Regions from separate parts of the Mus musculus genome. Here regions 1 and 2 are each linked to region 3. A link is a loop called in an ENCODE intact Hi-C map of the cell type or tissue named here. Cell type or tissue: gastrocnemius. All regions are shown on one strand.

The links. A loop is a pair of places that touch in the nucleus more often than their neighbours do. Peaks named below come from ENCODE experiments on the same cell type or tissue, not always from the same donor. Only the 100,000 strongest peaks of a DNase experiment are listed, where the experiment ranks them.
Region 1: it touches region 3 in a loop (4-fold over the local background); 3 of 42 quality-filtered maps call a loop at or near these places.
Region 2: it touches region 3 in a loop (6-fold over the local background); 2 of 42 quality-filtered maps call a loop at or near these places.

What each region holds. Positions count from the first base shown.
Region 1 is chr7:29,901,238-29,909,237 of GRCm38, reverse strand. Zfp27 (zinc finger protein 27) reads left to right here and starts at 3,134. Exons shown (of 5, transcript NM_001037707.1): 1 at 3,134-3,184; 2 at 5,179-5,338. It overlaps Zfp383 (zinc finger protein 383), which reads right to left and starts at 721. Exons shown (of 5, transcript NM_001243908.1): 1 at 587-721. The coding sequence starts at 593. Mir7668 (microRNA 7668) reads right to left here and starts at 2,729; the gene lies at 2,671-2,729. In gastrocnemius, no CTCF peak of the experiment used is centred here; DNase peaks (open chromatin) are centred at 742, 2,400, 2,811 and 3,006; H3K4me3 peaks cover 3,155 bases; H3K27ac peaks cover 3,757 bases.
Region 2 is chr7:29,950,707-29,958,706 of GRCm38, reverse strand. It overlaps Zfp74 (zinc finger protein 74), which reads left to right and starts at 4,642. Exons shown (of 6, transcript NM_178384.4): 1 at 4,642-4,852; 2 at 6,817-6,993. C230062I16Rik (a long non-coding RNA gene) reads right to left here and starts at 6,654. Exons shown (of 4, transcript XR_003946630.1): 1 at 4,751-6,654; 2 at 1,673-1,747. In gastrocnemius, CTCF peaks have their summits at 3,780 (motif pointing left) and 4,660; DNase peaks (open chromatin) are centred at 3,776, 4,730 and 4,953; H3K4me3 peaks cover 2,468 bases; H3K27ac peaks cover 2,009 bases.
Region 3 is chr7:30,087,194-30,095,193 of GRCm38, reverse strand. It overlaps Zfp566 (zinc finger protein 566), which reads left to right and starts at 4,684. Exons shown (of 4, transcript NM_152814.2): 1 at 4,684-4,906. Zfp260 (zinc finger protein 260) reads right to left here and starts at 118. Exons shown (of 3, transcript NM_011981.4): 1 at 1-118. In gastrocnemius, CTCF peaks have their summits at 65 and 3,748 (motif pointing right); DNase peaks (open chromatin) are centred at 401, 706, 4,671, 5,619 and 1 more place; H3K4me3 peaks cover 3,023 bases; H3K27ac peaks cover 3,461 bases.

The DNA.
Region 1 (8,000 bases), 190 kb after region 3:
GATCTCTCTCTCTTTTTCTCTCTCTCCCCCATCTATTTTTCTTTCGCTCCTATCTAGCAGGAGGGTGGTGTTGTGTGTGTGTGTGTGGGGGGGGGGGGGGGGTATAAAGGGTCGGTGAATAAAGGAACCCACAAAGTAACAAAGATCAGCTACATCCAACCATGCTCATGGTATCACATAAAGTTACATAATCACACTCAAACATCCTCACAGTCACAGGTACCCAATACACATAGTATACAAACATACAGACAGTCCCCCTCTGATTAACACTCTTGGAAGCATAATTACTGGCTATCTGATATATCCCTCATACACAGGTGCTATACCGTTACACACAATAGGTCCAAACACATTGGGACACAATCACACACACTGCCACAAAGTTATTAATCACATATAATAAAGAAAACGTGCATACGTACACACACAGCTCTGCGCATGTTCACAGGTCATTGACACACCCACCAAAGAATCCTAAAAATCACAGCCACGCACTCACTGCGTCCTAGAGTCACTTAAGGTCACACTTAAACAGAGCCAAAGCCTCACTGCTGCTCATCCTGCTAGACCAGCTCCCACTGACCTGACATCTCAGATACTGACTGGTATTTCCCTTCAGACCCCAGGGCCGCAGCTTTGGAGCCTTAACAAGGGCCTATAGGCCGCTCGCCGTACACTTTCCCGTCCCCGGACGACGAGGGTCCCGCAGGCAAAAGAAGGGGCTGCCTAGCACTCGCGAACGCTTCTGGGAAATGTAGTCCGCGATTGGAACTGGCGGGGAAGATGGCATCCATTCTCGGATTTCCCGCCAGAGCACGGCCTGAGGCAGGCCGAGGAGCTCGTTCCGCATTTTCAATTTTGTGCGTGAAATTCCTAGACAGATATACAAACTCGGACAGAAACTCTTACAATGCATTGAGCCCCTTCCATGATAGGGGGCCAATCTCAGAGAATCACTGTATGTTTTTGGAGTAGGTTTGCACCGGAAGTTGTGTAGAGTCGCGTGTATTTCTGGGAAATGTAGTCTAAAAAAGGAACTGCGTGGCACTGGTCTCCTGGAACAAAGTTGTTGAAATGATTTCTGAGATACCACACCCTGAGTCTGGACATTTCTGGGCCTTGTAACTCACTGTAGGAATTTTCAGGATGACGACAGATTCTCCGTTTTACCCTTTTCTGTTGGCGAGGCTCAGCATAGGATTTATATGATCCATTTAGGTGGCATATAAAAAAAAAGAATGAATATTAGTTATTAAAATCTATCAGATTTAGGAAGAATTGTAAACGAGTGGTTGTTCCCGAATAGGTATAGGGTTCTGTTATAACGTAGTGAAAAAAATTCTCTTCGAATTTTTATTTATTTTGAGTCTGGGTCTCACTCTAGGCGGACTTGCAAGTCACTATGCAGACTTGGTTTGCACTAAACTCACGTAGATCAGTCTGTCTCTGTCTCACAAATGCTTGGACCAAAGGCAAGCTTCATCATACACTGGGTACACCGTTTTACTTTGGTGTTTATGGGACTCATTTCTATATAAATATTTCCTTTCTTAGCTGCACAATATTCTATTTTATGAGTTATGTGTATGAGTTTGTATATCTAGTCACACGTTTGTGGTTGTTACAGTAATCTCTAAATTAGTTGATTTTAATAAAGGAAATAGAAGCGTTTGTTTACAATTCTTCTCGCTCTCTCTCTGTCTTTTGAGACAGAGTGTAGCCCTTGGCTGTCCTGGAACTCACTCTGTGGACCAGGCTGGCCTCGAACTCAGAAATCTCTGCCTGCCTCTACCTCCCTAGTGCTGGGATTAAAGGAGTGTGCCACCATCGCTGGCTTGTTTTTCCTGTATTTGCCTGTAAAGGTCAGAAAGGGATGTTACATCACCTAGGGTTACAGACAGATTTGTGAGCTGGGAACAGAACTCCGGTCCTAGGCAGAGCAGTATAAGCAAGCATTGTTTGTTTGTTTGGTTTGGTTTTTTGAGACAGGGTTTCTCTTTATAGCCCTGGGTGTCCTAGAACTCACTTTGTAGACCAGGCTGGCCTCGAACTCAGAAATCCACCTGTCTCTGCCTCCCGAGTGTTGGGATTAAAGGCGTGCACCAGCACGCCCGGCCCTATTTCAGCTTGTAATGTCAGTCTTTTGAGCTTAATTAGATATTTAGAGGGTGAGCCATGGTATTAAATTAAGGCTTCATTTACACACTAAGGAGATTGCTATCCATTAATTATATTTTAATTTTACGTGCTTTTAATCACATGTTGGTGCCATCACGCCTAGCATTAAACTATTCTTTTTCTTACAGCTGCCTACTAGTTTACTTGAGGTGGTTAGAGTGGAGAATAACGGAAACGGATGGGCTTCACCCATGCATTCTTCTCTGTCCTTCCGACACCCTGACGTGAAGGGAGCTTCACGGCGGTATCTTCCAAGGGATTTATCCCAGATTCTACTTTATCTCCCAATGTGGTTTGTCTTGTTAAAGATTTTGACACTCTTCCAGTTGCTTCTGATACTGGTCTGATGCTCTTGGAGTTGCTGGTTTTTTTCTACCTTTTTCATGAATGGTTTTTTTTTTTTTTTTTACAAAGTGGATTGTACCACTTTGATTTGTCCCCTCATTTCCACATGGTTTCTCCCACAAGCCCTCTCAATTTTTTTTTTTTCTCCTCTGAATCCCCTGCACCGCATGGTTTCTTCCACAGAGAGCAGGTTATTCAGAGTGGCAACTAGGTTTCTCAGTGTTACAGAACTCATGACCCCGTGTCCAGAAGAACCTCCTCTTATCGGATGATGCTCGGACGTGGGCCACAGTGCTTGGGTCTACGTTCTTTATCTCATTCCGTGTAATCTGGCTGGATAGCTATTCCTCTGCTGTACGGAATGCGTAAATTTGAAAGATGGCGGCCTACGCGGCATCTCTGGGCACGACTATGTTAATCGATCCTCCTAAGGAATTGTGTACAAAGGATCTTGAAGCTATGTAAGCACGCTGTGGGTTATTGGAGTCCTCTGGCATCGGAGGTAATGCTGAGCATGCGCAGTACTAATAGCCCAGGGCCTTTTTTTTTTTAAGACCGGAAGTGACCTTGGTGCTTGAAGGTGGTTCCCTCCCCCTCCCCCTCCCCCGTGCTGCTTCCATTGAGTCTTAAGGGCAAGAAGTCATCCGAGATGATTCCGGTTGGTTTCAACTAGAATTCTGTGGAGTCAGTAGTGTGTGCCTATGTTGGGAGTTAGTGACCGGGTGCTGTCTGCTGTGTTGATGGTTGTCAGTGGCAAGGATTTCTCCGATCAATAACGGAACTCTGAGTTTTGGAGGAGGGAGGTCGGCCGGGTGATGTGTGATTGTGATGACAAGTGAGTGATGTTAGGGAATGTGATGAGTGGCTGAGGGTCTCGTGGGGTTTTTGATAAGTTTGCTTTCTAACCCCAAAGTTTAGCTTATTAATTTTTAGCCTTGGTTAATGTAATACTTTACATTCTTATGTATTTATATGTAGATTTTTTATTGTCTTTTAAATATAAATGGCTTTCTTTTTTAATTCGTTTTCTGTGATCCAGGAGTCATTTGGAAATGCATTTTCTGTTTCAGATAATATCTCTGGGTAGTGGTCTAGCTGAAAAATGTTTTATGGTCGATACCATAATCACTTTTCATAAATGCCACATTGCATAAAAATAATCGTTCCTCAATTGTGTTGTGTGTGTATGCTTATGTATATACATATATCGCAATATGTTGTGATATATATTAATATATTTAATCCCAGCACTTGGGAGGCAGAGGCAGGCAGATTTCTGAGTTCGAGGCCAACCTGGTCTACAGAGTGAGTTCCAGGCAGCCAGGGCTACATAGAGAAACCCTGCCTCGAAAAGCAAAAAAAAAAACAAACAAACAAACAAACAAAAAAACCACACACACACACACACACACACATATATGTATGTATGGATATATATATATATATATATATATATATATATATACACACACACATATACATACACAAATACACATATATATTGTGTGACCATCATATGACCTTACAGTTTTGCCTTTGTTTTGTTTTGTTTTTTGGAGCCCTGGCTGTCCTGGAACTCACTCTGTAGACCAGGTTGGTCTCAAACTCACAGAGATCCACCCTCCTATACCTCCAGATTTCTGGGATTAAAGGCCTGTATCACCACACCAGCAGACATTACAGATTTGGTTTTTAAATTTATTTATTTTATGTATATGAGTACACTGTAGCTGTCTTCAGACACACCAGAAGAGGGTATCAGATCCCATTACAGATGGCTGTGAGCCACCATGTGGTTGCTGGGAATTGAACTCAGAACCTCTGGAAGAACAGTCAGTGCTCTTAACTGCTGAGCCATATCTCCAGCCCCCTTAGAGATTTTTTTTTTTTTTTTTTTTGTCTGCTTAGTTGTGGAGGGATATTGCTCACAATGGAAATGTAATTTGTCCATCTCTCTTTGGTCCATTTCTGGTTTATATGTTTGAAGTTATATTGTTATCAACACTTATGTGTATTTTTACAAAATATATTTATTTTTTGAAGAGTCTATATGTATACAATGTATTTTGGTCTCACCAACCCTTACTACATCCCTCCAGTTATTTTTAATAATAGGTATGACTAAGTAGTTCAAGGAATATTGTAGCAATTAGAGTGTCCACCATAAGTTTGTAAAAGAGTTTAGTTTCACAAATATCTTTCCATTTTGCAAGTTTTCTTTCTTTTGTCCGGTTCTTACCCCTTGGCTTTTTAAAAGCATTGCTATGTTTCTTATATGGTAGTAGGCGCTTTACCCTCTAACATGTCTCCCCGGACCCAGATTTTCTTAAATTTTCTATTCTCTCAGCACTGTTTCTTGAGGCTAGTCCCTGGTACAACAATTTCAGCATAATAATGGAGACTAATTAGCATAAATTCTTAGATCTCTAGACTTGCTGGAGCAGAAGTCATGGGAGTGAGGCTGAGAATTTTTAACTATATTTTGACAATACCTCTAGATAATTTGAGTGCATACCTGCTCAAGTTTGAGAACGACTGCTCTGTGAGGTAACTGGCATGTGTTTCAGTGGTGAATGTCTAATGACTAAGGATTTGACATTTCTGGGTATCTTGGTATCTCTGAGCGGCTCCTTACAAGATCTTCTTCCACAGCACTTCTTCCTCACAGCTCTGACTGAACTCATAGAGGACCGCTAAGCTTCTGGTTGCTGAGAGGACAGGGTCTAGACCCAGCGTGATCATGCCAACTGACTGGACTTCAACCCTGGAAGCTACACCACTGGCCCCAGAGGATCTTGGGAGCTCATGTGAGGTCAGGGGGGCGGGGTCTTGGGGGTGAGACTTCCTCCAAGGAGTAGATGTCCCTAATTTGTCCCAGGAGTCTCAGAGGAGAAGCAGATAGGCCACCCGAACAACTGAACCCCTAAACCTGCCCCTCAGGGAACCAATCTTGATCTATTTATCGAAAAATCAAGAAACACCTGAGCAATGTCATCCACTCCAAAGGCAATGAGGGTGGACCATCATGAGAGACTGTTGTTTGGCATCCTACCGTGTTTATCTGTTGTCTGTGGATAAAATTTTTGGTAGAAATTACTTCCAGATAGGGTTTCTGAAGGAATGGCGCCATTTCTTTTCAGAGCGCCACACTGAACGCAGATAGTCTATTGATTCGGTTCTTGACATTTCTGCTTCTCAGTTAGTCTCCAATTTTCATTTTTCCTCCACAATTTTTACTGCTTTCCTTTTTGGGAAACATTGTCAACTTTGTCTCCTCCCGCTCTGTTGCGCTGCTGTTAACACTATCAACATTTAATTTCAAGTTTTGGTTTTAAACATTTTACACAGTGAGATAGGTCGCTAGGTATGCTTACCCCATAAGCTTGGAGACACAAATTCAATTCCTGCAACCACATAAAAGTGGAAAGAGAACAAACCCCATGAAGTTGTCTTCTGTCTCCATATACCATCATAGCACACACAGCTAAAGGCTGACAAGCAACACAGTGCCAAGGTTTCTCCATCATATATAGCCTGCACGTCTATCTCAGCAAAATGACCTTCACCAAGCAGCTGATCTGTAGAAATCTCTCTACCCTTGGCTCTGTTTTGTTGAGCCATATCCTTCCAGTCTTGAGGGGTTCTTCTTCTTTTTTTTTTTTTAAGATTTATTTATTTATTATATGTAAGCATACTTCAGACACTCAGAAGAGGGCGTCAGATCTCATTACAGATGGCTGTGAGCCACCATGTGGTTGCTGGGATTTGAACTCAGGACCTTGGGAAGAGCAGTCAGTGCTCTTAACCACTGAGCCATCTCTCCAGCCCCAAGACTGAATATGTTGTAATTCTGATATCCTGCTCTCTATCCTGATTAATTTTAACAGGTTCACCTCCAAGCTTTGCCTCCAGTCCTCATTATTTTCTCTCTGCCGCTCAGTCTCCTCTGTGAGCTGCTGTATCCTTTACTCTCGCGTCTTTTCCAACTCCTGTCTCCAGCCTTCATTTTCCTCTAGAAATTCCTTTAATTCTAACGTTTCCTCTAGTCCACTACACTGCCGACTCTTAGATTTCTCTTTCTGCTGTTCAAACTGCTCCTCTATACATCCCTGTATCTTCTGTTCCAGGCCCTGCGTCTAGCTTTTAAATTTCTCTTTATGTTGTAATTCTGATATTGTTGTGTCTATCTTATTTTGACTTACTAACTTTAGTAAATTATCCTCTAGACTCTGTGTCCAAATTTTATCCCTAGCTCTTTGCTGTTCAGTTCAATCTATGAATTTCTGCATCTTTTGTTCTAGCATCTTTTCCAGCTCCTGTCTCTAACCTTCATTTTCCTCTCTCTGTGGCTTATCATGACCTATAAATCCCTGAACCTTTAGTTCCATCATTTGCTCTAATCCCTTTTCTAAGGCATGTAATTTTTAAATCTAGGGTCCCGTCTTTTGAGAAAATATAGTAAACCAAGATATTGTAAAAACTGTAATTGATAAGTGTCAATTAAATCTACCTCATTCAACCATACAAAATATTATCCCAGAAAACTCAAAAGGTATTTATTGTGTTTCTCATCTTTAAGTATCAATCTATTCTTTTTTTTAAGATTTATTTATTATTATTATTATATCTAAGTACACTGTAGCTGTCTTCAGATACACCAGAAGAGGGTGTCAGATATGGATGCACCAGAAGAGGGTGTCATTACGGATGGATGTGAGCCACACCATGTGGTTGCTGGGATTTGAACTCAGGACCTTCGGAAGAGCAGTTGGCTCTCTTACCCATTGAGCCATCTCACCAGCTCCCCCCTCACTCAGCTTTCAGTCCACACATTGTTGCAGTCCTGGATCACAGCCACAGCCATTTATTGGGGATGAGGGTGGGGGTGAGGATGGGATGGGGGTAGACTTTTATTTCAGGTTAGTTGAGTTCTGAGCCATATGTTGGTGTGCCAATTTGTTGCAGCGATTTCCAATCCCAGTAAGCCTGTATAAAACCACACAACCCAGTTATTATATTTATAACTATATGCCTAGATTGGGCAGATTTATCACTATCCTCACTTATTTCCCAGCTATGAGACCCTTTGCTACTTGCAGTTTTTCCTGGCCATGTGGTTCTGTTCCTTGTTGGCTCTACCTCTTCTTCCTCCATCCCCTCTCTCTCCCTTCTCCTTCCCTGTCCCCATGTGCCCCCACTCTCTAAAACCTCCAGTCCCACCTTTCCCTTCTACTGCCTTTATTTGACCAGTTAGAATGGGGAGAAAGTTCATGAGAGAAGCAGAATTAACATCAGAATATAAACAGCACCAGGGCAACCCACAACATGTCCCCCTTTTTGTCCAATTTAAAGGCTCTTTTCTCTTAGATATAAATTGAGCACAACCATCACAATTATGTAAATTATAAAGTACAATGTACACTTGTATATTATATTTGTATTAGTGGGTGTAGAGAGAATCTCTTGTGCACTGT
Region 2 (8,000 bases), 140 kb after region 3:
TTTCAAGTTTAAGAAGCCTAAAGCTGTCAGAGCGGGGATGAAACAGATTGAAAGCCGGGAGAATAGAAGCAGAGAGCCAAGTTAAGAGACTATAGCCACACTGCACATGGGAGATGACAGTTCAAAATGGGAAGGAAGCTGTGTGGTCAGTGGAACGTAGTCCCGTTCTAGCTCTGTTTGCAGGTAGAATGGACCCAGCTCCTCATGGAACTGTAGCACGTGCAATGGAGATAAGCATGTCTGTAAGAGCTCCTTAGTTCCCTGGTTTGCTGCCCCGTTTCAGCCTCAACCCATTCAGTTTATTCTCAATTGCGAGAGAGAGAGAGAGAGAGAGAGAGAGAGAGAGAGAGAGAGAGAGAGACCCTACTCAAGTGAGCACAGATCACATCACCTCCCATTCCCGAATTTCATTCAGCTGGAAGACGTTTGCATTTGAGATAACTACTCTGCAACCACAGGAACAACTCAGTCGGCAGTTAGATATGAAAGTCAAGTTCAGGGATGAGAGCTAGCTGGGTGGAGTGGTGTACACCTTTAGTGCCATCAGTCATGAGGCAGAAACAAGTGCTACACAGGAAGACCCTGATTCCAATGGAGGTAAAAAGGATTTAGATGCACAAAGCGTATTTTAAGTCATGAGACAAGATGAGATTACTAAAGCAGCCAATGTAGGTAAAAGAGGAAGCCCCCCCCCCCCGAACTAAATCTGTGGTTCCCCATGTTCTTAAAATTTGTTCATGCATGATGATTTTTGCAAAGTATCTAGAATTAAGCTGACCTTTATCTTAAATAAGGGGGAATAGCATGCCAAGATGAGGGCATAGTATGTGTAAGACCACCCATCACAAATGCATATAGGGCTGGGGAGGTGGATCATACTTAAGAGGGTTGCTATGCTCTTGCAGAGAATCCAAATTCAGTTTCCAGCATTCAGGTCAGGTGGCTCACAAGTGCCTGTAACTCCAGCAACAGAGGACCTGACTCCCTCTTCTGGCCTGTGTGGGCAGCAGCACACAGGTGGCACACACTCACACAGATAAGCACACATATGCTTAAAAAAAAATCTTTTGAGGGGCTGATGAGATGGCTTAGTGAGTAAGAGCACCTACTGCTCTTCCAAAGGTCCTGAGTTCAAATCCCAGCAACCACATGGTGATTCACAACCCTCTGTAATGAGATCTGATGCCCTCTTCTGGGGTGTCTGAAGACAGCTACAGTGTACTTACATATAGTAAATAAATAAATGAAAAAAAATCTTTTGAAAAAAGACAAAAATTGGGCTGGAGAGATGGCTCAGTGGTTAAGAGCACTGACTGCTCTTCCGGAGGTCCTGAGTTCAAATCCCAGCAACCACATGGTGGCTCACAATCATCTTTAATGAGATCGGATGCCCTCTTCTGGAGTGTCTGAAAACAGCTACAATGTACTTACATAAAATAAATATATAAATCTTTTTTAAAAAAAAAAAGACAAAAATTTACAATTTAAGGTAGTGAGCTGACAGAATGACTTTCACACAGAGCGAAAGAAATTAATATAAAATCAAGCGAGACAGCCAGGGATGGGACTCCCATGCTGGATAGGCCAAATCATTTCAGCAGCAGGGAAGTTAATGTCAGCTCACTTTGAAAGGTGGGAAGGGAATTAAAGGAGAGAGAATATACCAGCTCACCTGGTGCACGGCTTTAAGAAGTCCGACAGCCACTCTTCCTCTCAGCTCCTCCTAAGAAATGGCGATCTGGGCTAGCTGAGATGGGAAAAGAACACGGCAAACTTGGCATTCCTCTCAGCATCCACATTACCTACCATCTGATGTTCCTTCCTCCTGTTGCAACCTTCCCTTCAGTAAACAGAGTTGGTAGAGACATAGGAATTGGTTTGCATACGATATAATCCATGCTCAAGTCATTTTCAATTTATTCCTTGGGCAGCAACTTTACAGAGCTTACAGAAAAGACACTGGGTGACAGTTTCAGGAAACTCACATACTCAAAGTCTCAAAGACGACATTGCCAGCCACTGTCACACACATGGATGTACATGATGTCAGATGTTCACTCTCTCCTACACGTCTCAGACGCTCTGGTGCCACAGGCTGCCATCACTAACAACGGACTTACATTCTAGTCACAAGGAGGCTCCCCGATGATGCACAAGGGGGAAAGGGAAGGTACCAGGCATAGATTCAGTCGCACATTGGGTGACAGGCTCGCAGAACTGTAACAACCATTTCCTACTTCCAGGGACGCACAGAAGGCCTGGCGACCAGATTCCAGGTGGACACTCCCCAGCCACTTCCCTGTCTCGCTTCTTCCCTGAAGGCTCTGGAATGTTCTCCACTCCAGCTGCCACAAGTTGGAGAATCTAGCCTCTGAGTAGGAGGGGGACGGGGGGGGGGGGGGGGGGGGAAGCTCCTCTGTTGCCTGGGCTCCCAGAGGACATTGGGAAATGTAGTCTGGATAGAAGGGACTATAGCACCTTGGAGTTCAGTGGGACGGACAAGCCTCAGTCCTAATGTCTCTTCTCACCGCCAAACCACGTGTATACAGACACAAATGCAAGCAGAACACCCATGCACATAAAGTAAACTGAAAATATTTTAATTATTTTTACTTTTTATGTGTATGAGTATTTTTGCCTATATCTTTGGGGCATCAGTTCCCAGAGTGCTCTTAATTGCTGAGCCTTTTCTTTTCTCTTTCTTTTTCTTTCTTCCTTCCTTTCTTTCCAAGATTTATTTATTTTATGTATATGAGTACACTGTCACTGTTTTCAGACACACCAGAAGAGAGCATCGGATTCCATTACAGATGGTTGTGAGACACCATGTGGTTGCTGGGAATTGAACTCAGGACCTCTGGAAGAGCAGAGGGTGCTCCTCTTAACCACTGAGCCATCCCTCCAGCTCCTTGCTAAGCCTTTTCTCTAGTCCCTTCACAGATCTTTTTGTGGGATGGAACCCAGGTTGTCAAGCATGCCAGGCAAGCACTCTGCCACTCAGCCATGCCCTCCGTATTGTCTTCATCTGACTCTGTACTTCATTCAAACACATAGTATTTTTCTTCAGGAAAAATTTCAAGATTTTGAGAATAATACCTAACTCTCTGAGTGTGTATGTATGTACACAATTCTTGGAGTGTAACAGTGGAAAACATGATTTGCTGGGTTAGGCAAACATTTCTGGAGTCATGTGTGCTTGATTGTGTTCACAGTATATATGATATTTGTGATGTTTAAATGTGCTGTGGTAGATTTGTGGAGAGTGTCAGATTGAGTCGGACAAACGTTGAAGGGTTAGAATCATGGATATGTGTTTGTGTATGGAATTCTCTGTGGTGTCTGATTAGGAACCAACACTGTATGGGAGAAGCTATCTGTGGTGCTGGGATAGACAGAAAATAAAAGTTAGGATGGGGGTGGGCCTGTCAAACAGAAGCTGGGCGATTTATCTGAGCTTGAGGCCAGTTTGGGCTACATGTCAAGCGATGGCAAATTCAAGAAGTTTATTTGACAGCAACAATATTATGAAAGGAAAAGAGAAACAAACTATTGCTTAGAGTTCTATATTCTGTGTGAAATAAAATAATGTTGCTTAAATACTATGATAAAGGAACTATGTACACTATACTATCTATCTAAAGCAGGGGCTGAGAGACAGATTAGGCATCAAGAGTACTTGTTGCTCTTGAAGAGGACCCATGTTTCATTCCCAGAACTCTCAGGGAGTGGTTCACAAGCACAGGCCACTCCAGTTTCGGGGAATCGGATGCCCCCTTCTGGTCTCTCTGTGTATTGCATGCATGAACTGCAGACAAAATACTCAAAACACGTCAAGTAGAAATAAATAAACCTTTAAAACAAACAAACAAACAACAACAACAACAAAAAACCCTTGTTCACTAAAGAGTATTATCAGGACAATAAAAGGACAAATTACTCCTACAGCAAGGGTGGAAAGTATTTGTAAAAACGTATATCTAATAACGTCCCCCTCCCCAGTGGTGATTGTTTTGTTTTGATGGAGAGAGAACGGCTAACTGGTACAAGGGTCTAGTTGACTAGTAAATGGCTCCGTTTCCTTAGGATCTAGTTAGTATGTAGACATTGCTCAGCAATGGTGTTTACAATCCTACGTTAACAGTCCAGTAACACTGTCGGTCAGAACAAGGAGTCTACGAAGTATAGACAAAAGCATGTTTCTGACAAAATTGGAAGATAGCAATGAAACGCTGCAAGAGAACACCCAGCCATGATTACAAAAGTGGTTGCAAATTCACACAGTTTTAAATGTCACTGAACTTCAAGGTCTCTTAACTCTATAAACTCCACACCCTGACCCCATAGTCTAGTTCTCACACACACGTATTCACGTAACTCCTCCTTCTGCCTGCTACCAAGAGTTTGTGACTCCGGAGGACCATCCCCATCATAAAGAGGTAGACAATCTCGGGAGAGAGCCCTGATCCAAGGGAACTAAACAAACTCAGCCGTGCTCTCTTCCTGGCTCAGACTCCCTAACCCTGAAAGTCTCATAGCCGAGGGCCAGTTTTTCATTTGGGTGAGCACAGGTCTCGGGCCGCGAAGGGCTCTGGGAAATGTAGTTCAAAGCAAGAACGCAAGGGATCCTTTCGGATTCTTCTCAGTTGCAAGTTGCACCCCCAGGCTGTGAATGCCAGGCCGCGGGGTAGCCGCTGCTACAAAACCCGCCCAGGCTCAAGCCGGTCCCCCTGCCGCAGCGCCGCGCCCTTACCCGAGCCTTGGCCACTCTCCTGACTCGCACGCCGAAGGCCAGACCCGCCCGGCGAGCCGCGCGGCCCTCTGGGAAGTGCTACCCTGCGCCTAGCGGACCCAGGTTTGTGGGTCTTCTTTCCCAGCCTAGCAGCACCAGGCCGTAGCCCGGAGGCTGTGAGCCTTGGGCGGCGTCGGGTTGGGGGATCGAGACCCGTGGCCCGGCTCAGCGTTGAGTCCCGGAAGCCGTGAGCTGGAGGCCAGGACTCTTTGTGCTGGGTGGAAGCCAGGGCCCTGTAGAGCGGTCGCGGGTGTGGGTAGAGGACGGGATGCCTGCGGTTTGCAGCAGCCGTGATGTGACTATAATTTGCTCGTTATCCTTTATGTGCCTTTACGAACGTGGGTGCACATGTGATGGCTGAGATAATGAATGAATGCATTAATGAAAAACTCTGTGGGTGGAAGTTAGGCGGGTAGGATTGTGTGGAGATGTGTGAAGACCGCGTTTGAACGAGTGCTACCTTTAGCCGTTTATAATAATTGAAAATATTTTTATATGAAGCATCAGTATCTCCAGGACTTGACTATTTTCCTGTATTGACAAACTGTCTTGTGTACATGACAGGCGAAATTCATTTGCCTTGCAGCCCAACTCCATTTCCCAAATAGCAAGATACAGAAAAGCCCAAAGACTAAAAATTATTTATTTCTCCTAGTCAGTCATGCAGCTCCTGACAAATTGACTTCTTTACACTCGTGAGCATGAACGCGTACATTTATGTGCTCATATAAAGAGCATGGCCTCTTAAAAGAGCAGTAACGGGCTGGAGAAATGGCTCAGTGGTTAAGAGCACCGGCTGCTCTTCCAGAGGTCCTGAGTTCAATTCCCAGCAACCACATGGTGGCTCATAACCATCTCTAATAGGATCTGATGCCCTCTTCTGGTGTGTCTGAAGATGGCTACAGTGTACTCACATAAAATAAACAAATCTAAAAAAAAGAAAAAAAAAGAGCAGTAACATCATATATACAGTTCTGTAACTTACGGCTCTTATTTAACCATTGATGTTGTTAACATATTGACATCAACAATTACACATTTCAAGTGTATACCATTTAAACACACACACACAACACACACACACACATATATATATCCTGATTAATTTCTGTTTTCAACCTCTTGAAGTTATAAACCAAGTTCATGCAGAACTGTTTGGCAATGCTGTAATGTACCCCATTTCCTCCCTCATACCTCCTCTTGTTTCCTCCCTCTCTTCGGGTGGCTTTTAGAAGTGGAGTTGATATGTTAACAAGCATATCCTTATTAAAATCTTCCAAAATCTAAATAATTATACCCAATGTAAAGTTCTAACATCCTACAATATTACTGAAATAATCAATGCATCAGTATTTCAGTAATATTGGAATAGAGATATACCCTGGATAGCAATGAATACTGTAAGTAACAGAATCTTTACCTTCATAGTTATAAAATAAAATTTAGGTTGCAATGAGAGACCAAACCTTTTGGGTTCAGACTCCGTCTCCTCTTAGAGAACCTGACCTAAGGTGGAACTTAAAGTTAGCTAACAGGCCAATAGCTAGCATCAGTTTCCAGGCTACACCCCAACAAGACCTGTGCCTACCAGTTTCCAGGTTACCCCCCAACAAAACCTGCTTCTGGCACCAGATCTGCACCTCCAGGTTACAAGCCTGACCCTGACACTTCCCTTCCTAACAACCAACATAAGGAGGAAAGCAGGAGTTAAGTTTATGGTTTGGCTTAAATTTATATTAAAGGCCATAATGAATCCCCAATCAGGTGTGCACCAGGCTAGATACCTTCTTCTTGCCTCTATAAATGCTTGCCTGAAACTGAACTCAGGGCACCGTGTTTCTGCTGTGTCAGGGTTGGCAGGGAGCCCATGAGACCCTAATGTGACTGCATTGGATGGGGCTCCTTGGTGGTCTTTTTGGGGTTCATGAAGGTTTCATGGCACAACAGCAGTACTCGTTAGCAAGATCAATCATTTAAGTAAAGATCTCTTTTGTGATTTGTTTCCTAAGGTGGTGCTCTGTTTTCAGCTCTCATTTTCAGAGTTCTTCCTGCGCTGAGGAGCCTTTTATAAACTCAATATTTATTGAATGTTGGACATATATCAGTCAATTGTTGGTGTGTGGGATATAGCAGCGAACAAAAGAAGCAGTGACCCCCCCCCCTCTCATGATGCTTACATTGCCGAGGACCAGATAATAAACAAAGTAAGTAAATATGAACCATATCAGATGCTGAAAAATACTTAGAAAAAAAAAAGTCAAAATAGGAGGCTATTTAGAATTAGAGATGGGAAGTAGAGTCTAGATGGAGGGCCAGGGAGGACAGAAAAGGAGCGGTAGATGACAGGAGGAACACAGCGAGGTTCAAGTACAACGGAGAAAGGGTTATTCCATACAGGGAACATGCAGTTGTCAAGGTTTTGATGTTTTCATGCTTGCTCTGATGAACACACTGGCAGTGGCTGAAACAGCCAAGGAGGGGGAAGGCCAGGGGTGGCTGGGTGGGGGGAGAGCAGAGGAAGTTGGGCTTCGTAGACCGCAGTACCTTGAGTGAGATGGGAGGTATTTTGAGCATGTGGATAATAATCTATCTGCTCAATGGCAGCTTTTGCTGCTCTGGTGACAGCTGGAAAAGGAGTGAAGAAGGGTCAGGGGTGGGGTGAGGGAGGGGGCAGAAAGACCAATTAGGAAGTTTTTTTTTGTTTTTTTGTTTTTGTAAGATTTATTTATTATATAAGTACACTGTAGCTGTCTTCAGACACACCAGAAGAGGGCATCTGATCTCTTTATGGGTGGTTGTGAGCCACCATGTGGTTGCTGGGATTTGAACTCAGGACCTTGGAAAGAGCAGTCAGTGTTTTAATCGCTGAGCCATCTCTCCAGCCCCAGGAAGATCTTAGAATAGTCCAGGGGAAATATGTTGGAGATCAGGACCAGCAGTAGTAACAGGCAGTACACTCAATACAGCATAAAACAGAGCTGTGGCGGTAGGTGGCTGCAAGAGCAGAGCCACCATGTGACTGTAACAAGATGGCACAGTGTTTATTCATAGACTGCAAATGTAAGTTAAGAATTCAATTCTTTTTTTTTTGGTTGCTTTGTTTGTTATTTGAGACAGGTTTTCCCTGTGTAGCTCTTGCTGTCCGGGAACTTGCTTTGTAGACCAGGCTGGACATGAACTCAGAGATCTGCCTGCCTCTGCCTCCCAAGTG
Region 3 (8,000 bases):
GGCGAGCCACGAAGCCTGCGCCTGCGCACTCCTTCAGTGAGCTAGCACTCCCAGAGGTCTCTGCCCACCAGGGCTCTGAACTAGAGGATCTTTTTCCATTCTAGTCTCTCTCTTTCGCTCTCTTTTTAACTGTGAACTACATTTCCCAGAAGTCTCAGGGGTTCTAGTTAATTTCCCCTCCACTCTCCCGAGAACTTTTCCCAGTGGATAAGTAGTAAAAGGTTGGAACTCAGATACTACCACTTTTACACTGTGTTACCGCAAAGGACAATGGTGTGCCAAGGTGTGTAATGAGTGCAGCTTAAACTCACAGAATAGGCTTTTCCTTGCCTCCAGGGCGAGATTCCCAGTAAGGCGCAATCCTCTGGGTTTTACGGGAGAGGACGCCATCTTGGCCACCGTGGCGCACTGCTGAACTACATTTCCCAGAAGGCATCTCAGGCTGATAGTTGGCAGCTCTGCAGAGAGTTGTATCAGACTCTGGTGTTAAGGAAGCGATTGCTACAGTATCACAAACTGAAGCCAGGCTGGAATTGAGACTGATAATTGGGTTCAGACTAAACAATCAGGAAAATGAACTATTGTGAAATTGTAATTTTTGTAGCCGTATGTCCTAGGGTTGTGACAGTGTGTAACAATGTGGAAAGCAGTATGCAGGTGAGTTGTGGGGTCCTGTGGGAGGTTTGTTAATGCGTTACCTGAGTGTTAGGTCCCAAAACTGGGGCAAATGGCTGAGATGCCTGTTAACATATCAAAGCAGCTGATGGCCTGGTGAAGGTGTTACAGCTCTAAAGGGAAAGCTATCCTACAGTTGGGAGCCAAGGAATACCACAAAGTCACACCCTACAGCAAACCTCGGGAGAGATGTATTAGGAAAGCCTCAAGAAGTTGGGTGCCTTTGCTTGGGAGAGAATCAACAAAGAACAGAACAGGAGGCAGGCATTATATAGGGTTTGGGGGGAAAGGAGGCGGGGCTTCCAGGGCGGCCTGGGATTCTTCCCCCCGCCCCCGCCCTTTTTTCCTCTATAGAGTGGATCTTGTCTGTATCTCAAGGGGCTGGAAACAGCCTTCTCAGTGGTAGAACAGTCTAGAAGGCTGGCCCTGAATACTCTTGCACATCAAGGGACTGGGCCAGGCCATTAGATTAGTATAGAGGTGGGGCCTGGCTACCTGTGCTTGTCCTGGGCTACCCTGCCTCCTACCCTGAAATCTCCCACCAGAGTTGGGCTGTCCCTTCCCCAGCTTCTCTTCCCTATATAATCTAGCCCGTTTGACCTCTTGTCCACCATGCTTGGTTTTCTGCTCTCCTGACCTCTAGGCTTCTGCCTCTCTCCTTATCAAACAGCCCAGTGTGAAACCAAAAAGGTGCCACCGTGAACTGTGAGCTAAATTCTTGATCCTGGAATATATGACTGTCCTTATGGCTTACCAATATGTCTTACCAGATACCTTCCCAGGTACCCTTTTACATGATACATTCCCACACCCACCCCACACACAGCCTTGAGCCCAGCCCCCCCTTCTGTCCAGATTTTTAACAGCCAGTTATAGCTACAGCTTTATTTATTTATTTATTTATTTATTTAATTGTATGTGAGTACATTGTTGCTCTCTTCAGACATACCGGAAGAGGACATCAGATCCCATTACAGATGGTTGTGAGTTGCTGGGAATTGAATTCAGGAATTCTGGAAGAGCAGTCGGTGCTCTTAACTGCTAAGCCATCTCTCCAGCTCTCTACACCTATTTTCTATCAACCCTAACCCTTCCCCATAAAAGGGACTCCAAGAGCCAATAAGAAGCAGCTCTCTGAAACCCTGACTTCAGGAGAGGCAGCCTACTTGCGGGCTTAGATTTTTTTTTTTTTCAAAACCTACTTTATTTAGGGTTCTTAAACACTTCAACTTCCCTTCTAATCCACCGACCAGAAGCAAGGGAGAAAGGTTAATAGGAAAAGGGAGTCACAGACCCATTTAGAAGTAGTTTCTCGGGGCAATCCCACTCTTCCTTGTCAGGATTCCAGCAGTCCAGGCCAATAGCAAACACCAAAAATGAATCAGTAGTGGCGGCAAGATCCAGCAGAAACTGCAACTGGCCCAAATCAGAGGGAGCAGCCAGGAGCAGCCGGAATACCACGAGAAGTTCTTTGGTGCATTTCTCTCGACAAAGTGAAGACCAGCGAAGCTTTGTACGGAATAGGAATGCAAGAGCATCCTCTCACTGTTTGTGGGGTTCCATTTATGTTCTTTCTAAACATTATGTGCCTTCTGAAGAGTCTGGTTTCAGCAAAACATCACGTGCCCTCTCATAAGGGAGCTTCCGGAAAAACATCACCTGGCACAATTGAGTCGTCAGAGAAACCAGAAAGTCCCACCTCACAGCAAACACTTTACCAACTCAGCTACCTCTCTGGCAGTCTTTTACAATTTTGTTTTGTATTTATTTCTTTGAGACGAGCTCAAATAGCCAAGCCTGGCCTCAAAGCCCTGCATAGCCTTGAACTCCTGATGCCCCTTATACGTTTAGGAATTATAGTTGTGTCTTACTTTTTTTTTACTTTTTTTTTTTTTCCAGACAGGGTTTCTCTGTAGCCCTGGCTGTCCTGGAACTCACTCTGTAGACCATGCTGGCCTCAAACTCAGAAATCTGCCTGCCTCTGCCTCCCAAGTGCTGGGATTAAAGGCATGTGCCACCACTGCCTGGCTCATTATTAGTATTCTAATTTTAGGAGTCCAGTGATTCCAATCAGAATGGTCTTCTAAAACTTATGAACTGTATTGAGATAATATTAGCAATATAAAGGTTTGCAATTAACAGGCAAAAATATCTTTGGTATATAGATAATTTGTAGAATGTACATAGCCTAACATGGCCTTAAATTCCCTATGTAGCCCAAGCTGGCCTCAAGTTTCTTCTGGTCCACTTACCCCGTAGCCCAGTGCAGGGTTCCAGACATCATTATGCCAACCCAAGCTCTTTGTTGATAAGATTGTCTAAACTTGAGGTCAGAACAGAATATTGAATCTAGAAACATGAATGAATTCACGGAGCATTGGTAATTTATTGTGGCAGTATCCCAGGTCAGTGGGAAAATCGTGGATGACTGAAAAAACAGTATCAGGATAATATAATAGTGTGGGAAATTAATAGGTGGCTGATGTCATCATTGGTTTAGGAATTACAATGTCTCTGCAGAAAACAGAGAGAGACAGAGAGGCAGAGACAGAGAGAGAGACAGACAGAGAGAGAGACAGAGACACACTGAGCCTGGTATGGGCTTTTGAAACCTCAAAGCCCACCCTCCAATAATAACACACCTCCTCTAACATGGCCATATCCCCTAACCCATCCCAGGCAGTTCCATAAACTAATGACTAAGCATTCAAATGTATGAGCCTATGAGCCAGCTCATTCAAATCTCCGCACCCAGCAATCCCAAACTTCACTTCCCTCTAACATGCCTGGTTAGTATACCCGTTATCATTGGGGTAGTCTACCGGCAGCTCTCCCTCAGCTCCATTCTATTCTGGGTAACTTCATATCCTTATAAGATCTTCATGTCTTTATAGTATCTATTTCGTTAGGACTGTGGCAGCTTTGCAATTAACAGAGAAGTGAGGTAAGCCGTGTTGTCCCTATTTTCTGAAGAGAAAATCTTGATTTATACAGAGATGTAGTCTTTTAACTTCAATGTCGTTTTAAAAGATTTAATGTGAGTGCTCTGCTGCATATACATCTGTAGGCCAGAAGAGGGCATCATATCCTCTTATAGATGATTGTGAGCCACTATGTGGTGGCTGGGTATTGAACTCAGGTCCTCTGGAAGAGAAGCCAGTGCTCTTAATCGCTGAGTCATCTCTCTAGCCCCAACTTTAATGTCTTTTTCAGACCGACTGACTTGTTATCTCCTGGACTAGGTATATTTATTGGTTATGGAAATCACTTCAAAGGAAGATGCTTTCTCCAAGTGTTCCACTGTAGTTTTTAATGTAACTACCTCTCAGTAGCCAGGGATGACCCTGATCCTCCTGCTCCTCCTGCGGGCTAGCATTAGAAGCATGTGGGAATCCAAGGTGTGGTCCTGGTATCCACCCTTTCAACCTACAGGACCTGCTAATGAGTACCAAGCCAAATGCATGTCCAGAACAAGTCACACATCTGCGGAGGAGATCTGTTCCTGCACACTTCTGGGGCGGGGGGAAACTCGGCCGCTAGAGGTGGCCAAGCAAAGGCTTAGCTCTCTGAGAAATTGAGATAACTTTCCCCCTTCAATATATTTTTTTTCGTATTGCACTGAATTATATTACTAGAAGTCTCAGCCGCATGATTATGCTTACTATGCAAATCACACTCCGCCCCCTACCAGTTCTCCGCCCCTTTCCTGATGCAGTCTATCCTCTACAGATAATACCAAAAGTCCGGGAAATCAACAGATTCCTAACTTTTTTGAATGATTTTAAATGCAGTAGTGGAAGCTGATATAGGGTTCCATGTATCCTGAGGATGCGTTTCTATTTGGGGTGTCCTCCGCTCGTCCACCACACTGAGGGACCGTTAGAAGCCCCGCCCATCGGGAGCCATCTTGTCTGCCGCGTTCCCTCGGACTGACTACATTTCCCAGAGGGCTCCCTGGCTTCTCGCGGGAAGATCACGCGCCTGGCGTGACTTCAGAGCTTTGCTGGCAAGAGGGGAGGTGCACTGAAGGATTGCAGGGCTTTGGCAGCTTGCAAGGAAGGCCTTTGGTGCGGAACCCGGGAGGAGGCGGGGCGAACGCCGAGGCTGGGCTTTGTGCGGCAGAGGAGTCGGAATTGTGCGGCTAATTTGTGAACAGTGATCGCGGCGCTAAGGGGCTGGACTGGTGATGAGCATCAGTTTCTGCTAACACCGTGGCGGCCACCACCCCTTGGTGAGTGGGAGGGAGCGAGCTGGGGACACGTGCGGCATTGTGTGTGGATGTGGAGAGCTGCTGACTGGGTGAGTGTTCTGTCTCTGTAGGGGCGTGCGACTGTGTGATGTTGTGACCACGTGCAGCACAGTGCAGGCGCAGATACCTGTGGATTCTGTGTGGTAAAAGTGAAGTTGTGCTTAAGTTACTTTTTGAGCCCCTAGTAGGTAGTCCTGTCTTCTCGTAGGTAGGTTTCCGATAGCCGAGTGTCTCTGTTGTGGGTCTGTGTGTGGGTTGTGAGTGTGAAGTTTTGAATGTGTATCTTGCGTGCATTCTTCTTTAGCCTTTGCTCATTTTAGAGGTTCATTTGTGAGCTATCATGCTTTTCTTTGTCTTTTACTTTGTTTATTTGGACAGCTGTGTAGGACTTCCCCGTGTTAAGTGGGATAGCGGCTTAACTGAGTCTTTGTGCTGTTTGATATTTCAGGATCTGAAGCATTTATACATCTCGACTATTAAGGGTAGCCATATGAGTATTTCCAACTGTTTTTAATGTTTACTTTTAAAAATTCACTTTACATCCTAATCTCAGCCACCCTCCTTCCTCGCTTCCCAGTCCTACCCTTACAAATCCCTCCCTCCATCTCCCCCTTACCTTGTCCTCTGGGCAGGAGAGTCCCTCTGGGTACCACCCCTCCCTGGGGCACCTAGTCCCAGCAGGTCTAGGAAGCACAATCAGGCAGTCGAAGTAGGGGGTGATCCAATGACAGGGAACAGAGATGGAGACAACCCCCGCTCCACTTCTTAGGGGGACCCACATAAACACCAAGCTCACACTTGCTACAAACGTGTAGGCGTGGGGTGGGGAGTGTGCTTAGGTCCAGCTCTTCCATGCTCCCTGGTTGGTGACCCAGGCTCTGTGAACCTCCATGCTCCCAGGTCAGTTGACTCTGGGTCTTCTTGTGGTATCCTTGACCCCTCTGGCTTGCTCACTTCTATCCCATACTCTTCCACAAGACTCCCCAAGCTCCACCTGATGAGTGTGGCTCTCTGCATCTGCCTCCATCCACTGCTGGGTGAAGTCTCTCAGGAGACAGTTATGCTAGGCTGCTGTCTGCAAGCACAAGAGTATCATTAGTAGAGTTAATTAGTTTCTCTCACATGGGATGGGTCTCAAGTTGGGGCAGTCATTGGATGACTGTTCCCTCAGTCTCTGCTCCATATTTATCCCTGCACTTTCTATAAACAAGACAAATTTTGTGTTGAAGATTTTTGGAGTGGATTGATGTCCCGTCCCCCTGCCTCTGGAAGTCTTGCCTGGGTACAGGAGGTGGCCCCATCAGTCTCTATAATTCTCCTCTAGTAGGAGTCTCAGCTAAAGTCACCCCATAGGCTCCCTGTAGCCTCTTCCTTCCCAAGGCTCTAGCTAGTCACCAGAGATGCCCCCCCTCCCACCGCTGGTTTCCATTCTCCCAGCCCTCTCTCGCCCTCCCTACTTGATCGCCATCCCTGTTCCGATCCTCACCCCCTCTCCTACCCATTTTCCTCTCTCCATACATCTCTGATGATTATTTAGTTTCCCCTTCTGAGTGGGATTCTCAAACCCTCCCTTGGACCTCCTTATTACCCAGTTTCTTCTGGTCTGTGGATCATAGCTTAGTTATCCTGCACTTTATGGCTAATGTCCACTTATCAGTGAGTACATACGGTGCATGTCTTTCTGACTCTGGGTCACCTCACTCAGGATGATGTTCTCAAGTTCCATCCATTATCTGCAAAATTCATCTGAAGTATATGGCACTTATTCATCTCATCAAATAGTAGACATTTGAGTATTTCTAACTTTTAATCTTATAAACATTCTGCCATGTCTGTTTTAATTTTTTTCTTTTGAGACAAAGTCTCACTGAATAGCCCTGGATGGCCTGGGACTTAGTCTGTATTCCAACCTGGACTTGAACTCACAGATCCACCTGCCTCTGGCTCCAGAGTGTTGGGATTAAAGGCGTGCGCCTCCACAGCAGATGTGTTATAATTACCTTTACAGTAGGATGCAGGAGCTTCAGTTCCCACACCCTCTTCTAACCCCAAAAAAGGTTTAAAATGTGATTTAAAATAAAAGATTTAATTTTAAACTATGTATGGTTGTGCAGGTCTTTGACCCCAGCACTCTGGAGTCAGAAGCAGGTAGATCTCTGTGAGTTCAATACCAGCTTGGTCAACAGAGTGAACGCCAGGACAGTCAGAGCTATGTAGAGAGACCTTTTCTCACAAAACCAGAGAGAGAGAAGCAGAGAGGTGGGAGGGAGACGTGAGTCAGTCTGTGAAGGCCTGGGTGGTCTAAGCCTCCGGCAGTGCTGTTGTCTCAGTCTCGGGAGTGCTGAGATTCAGACACTTGTATCATGATCTACCCTATACAAGAATTGTATTGTTGTGCCAGGAAGTGGTCATGAACCCCAAAAGGCCATCAGGGTCTCTTTATTACAAGCTTAGACTTGGACTCTCCTCCCTCCCAGCCTTGTCACAACAGAATCCTTGAGCCCTCAGCAGGACAAGTTTTTATAGGAAAATAGGAGCAGGGGAGGGAGGGAGGGAGGGAGGGAGGGAGGGAGGGAGGGAGGGAGGGAGGGGGTGTCCAGTCTGGCAAACATCTAATAGAAAGGCTATTAAGCCGACAGGTGGGTGCCCTGAAGCAAGACTGTAGATAATCACAAACAAGCTGAAAGTACACCCAAAATAACCAGACTAATCTTTGATTAACTGTTGCTAGGAAGTAGCTAGGGAGTAACTCTGGGGTATGGGCAAGGACAAGCCCTGGGGTCCTTCCTGGTATGTGGGTGCAGCTTGGGTTCTGCTGCAGGTCAAGTTCTCAGGCTTTTTTTTTTTCTCTTTAAGATGGAGGCTGGTTCCAAGGTGGAGTAGGTTTGGCCTCTCAGTATATCTTCATGTGTGTGCTTATGTGCCCAAGAGCCATATTGCCCAAACCCCTCCTGTCCCATTCCAGAGCCTGGCTCTCTGAAGTTAGGGATGTTGAGATATCTGTCTGTTCTTCCCACTTTAGACCCCTCAAAGTGTGGGGTGAGTACTTGGGGAATGACTGCTGTGTGTACTGAGT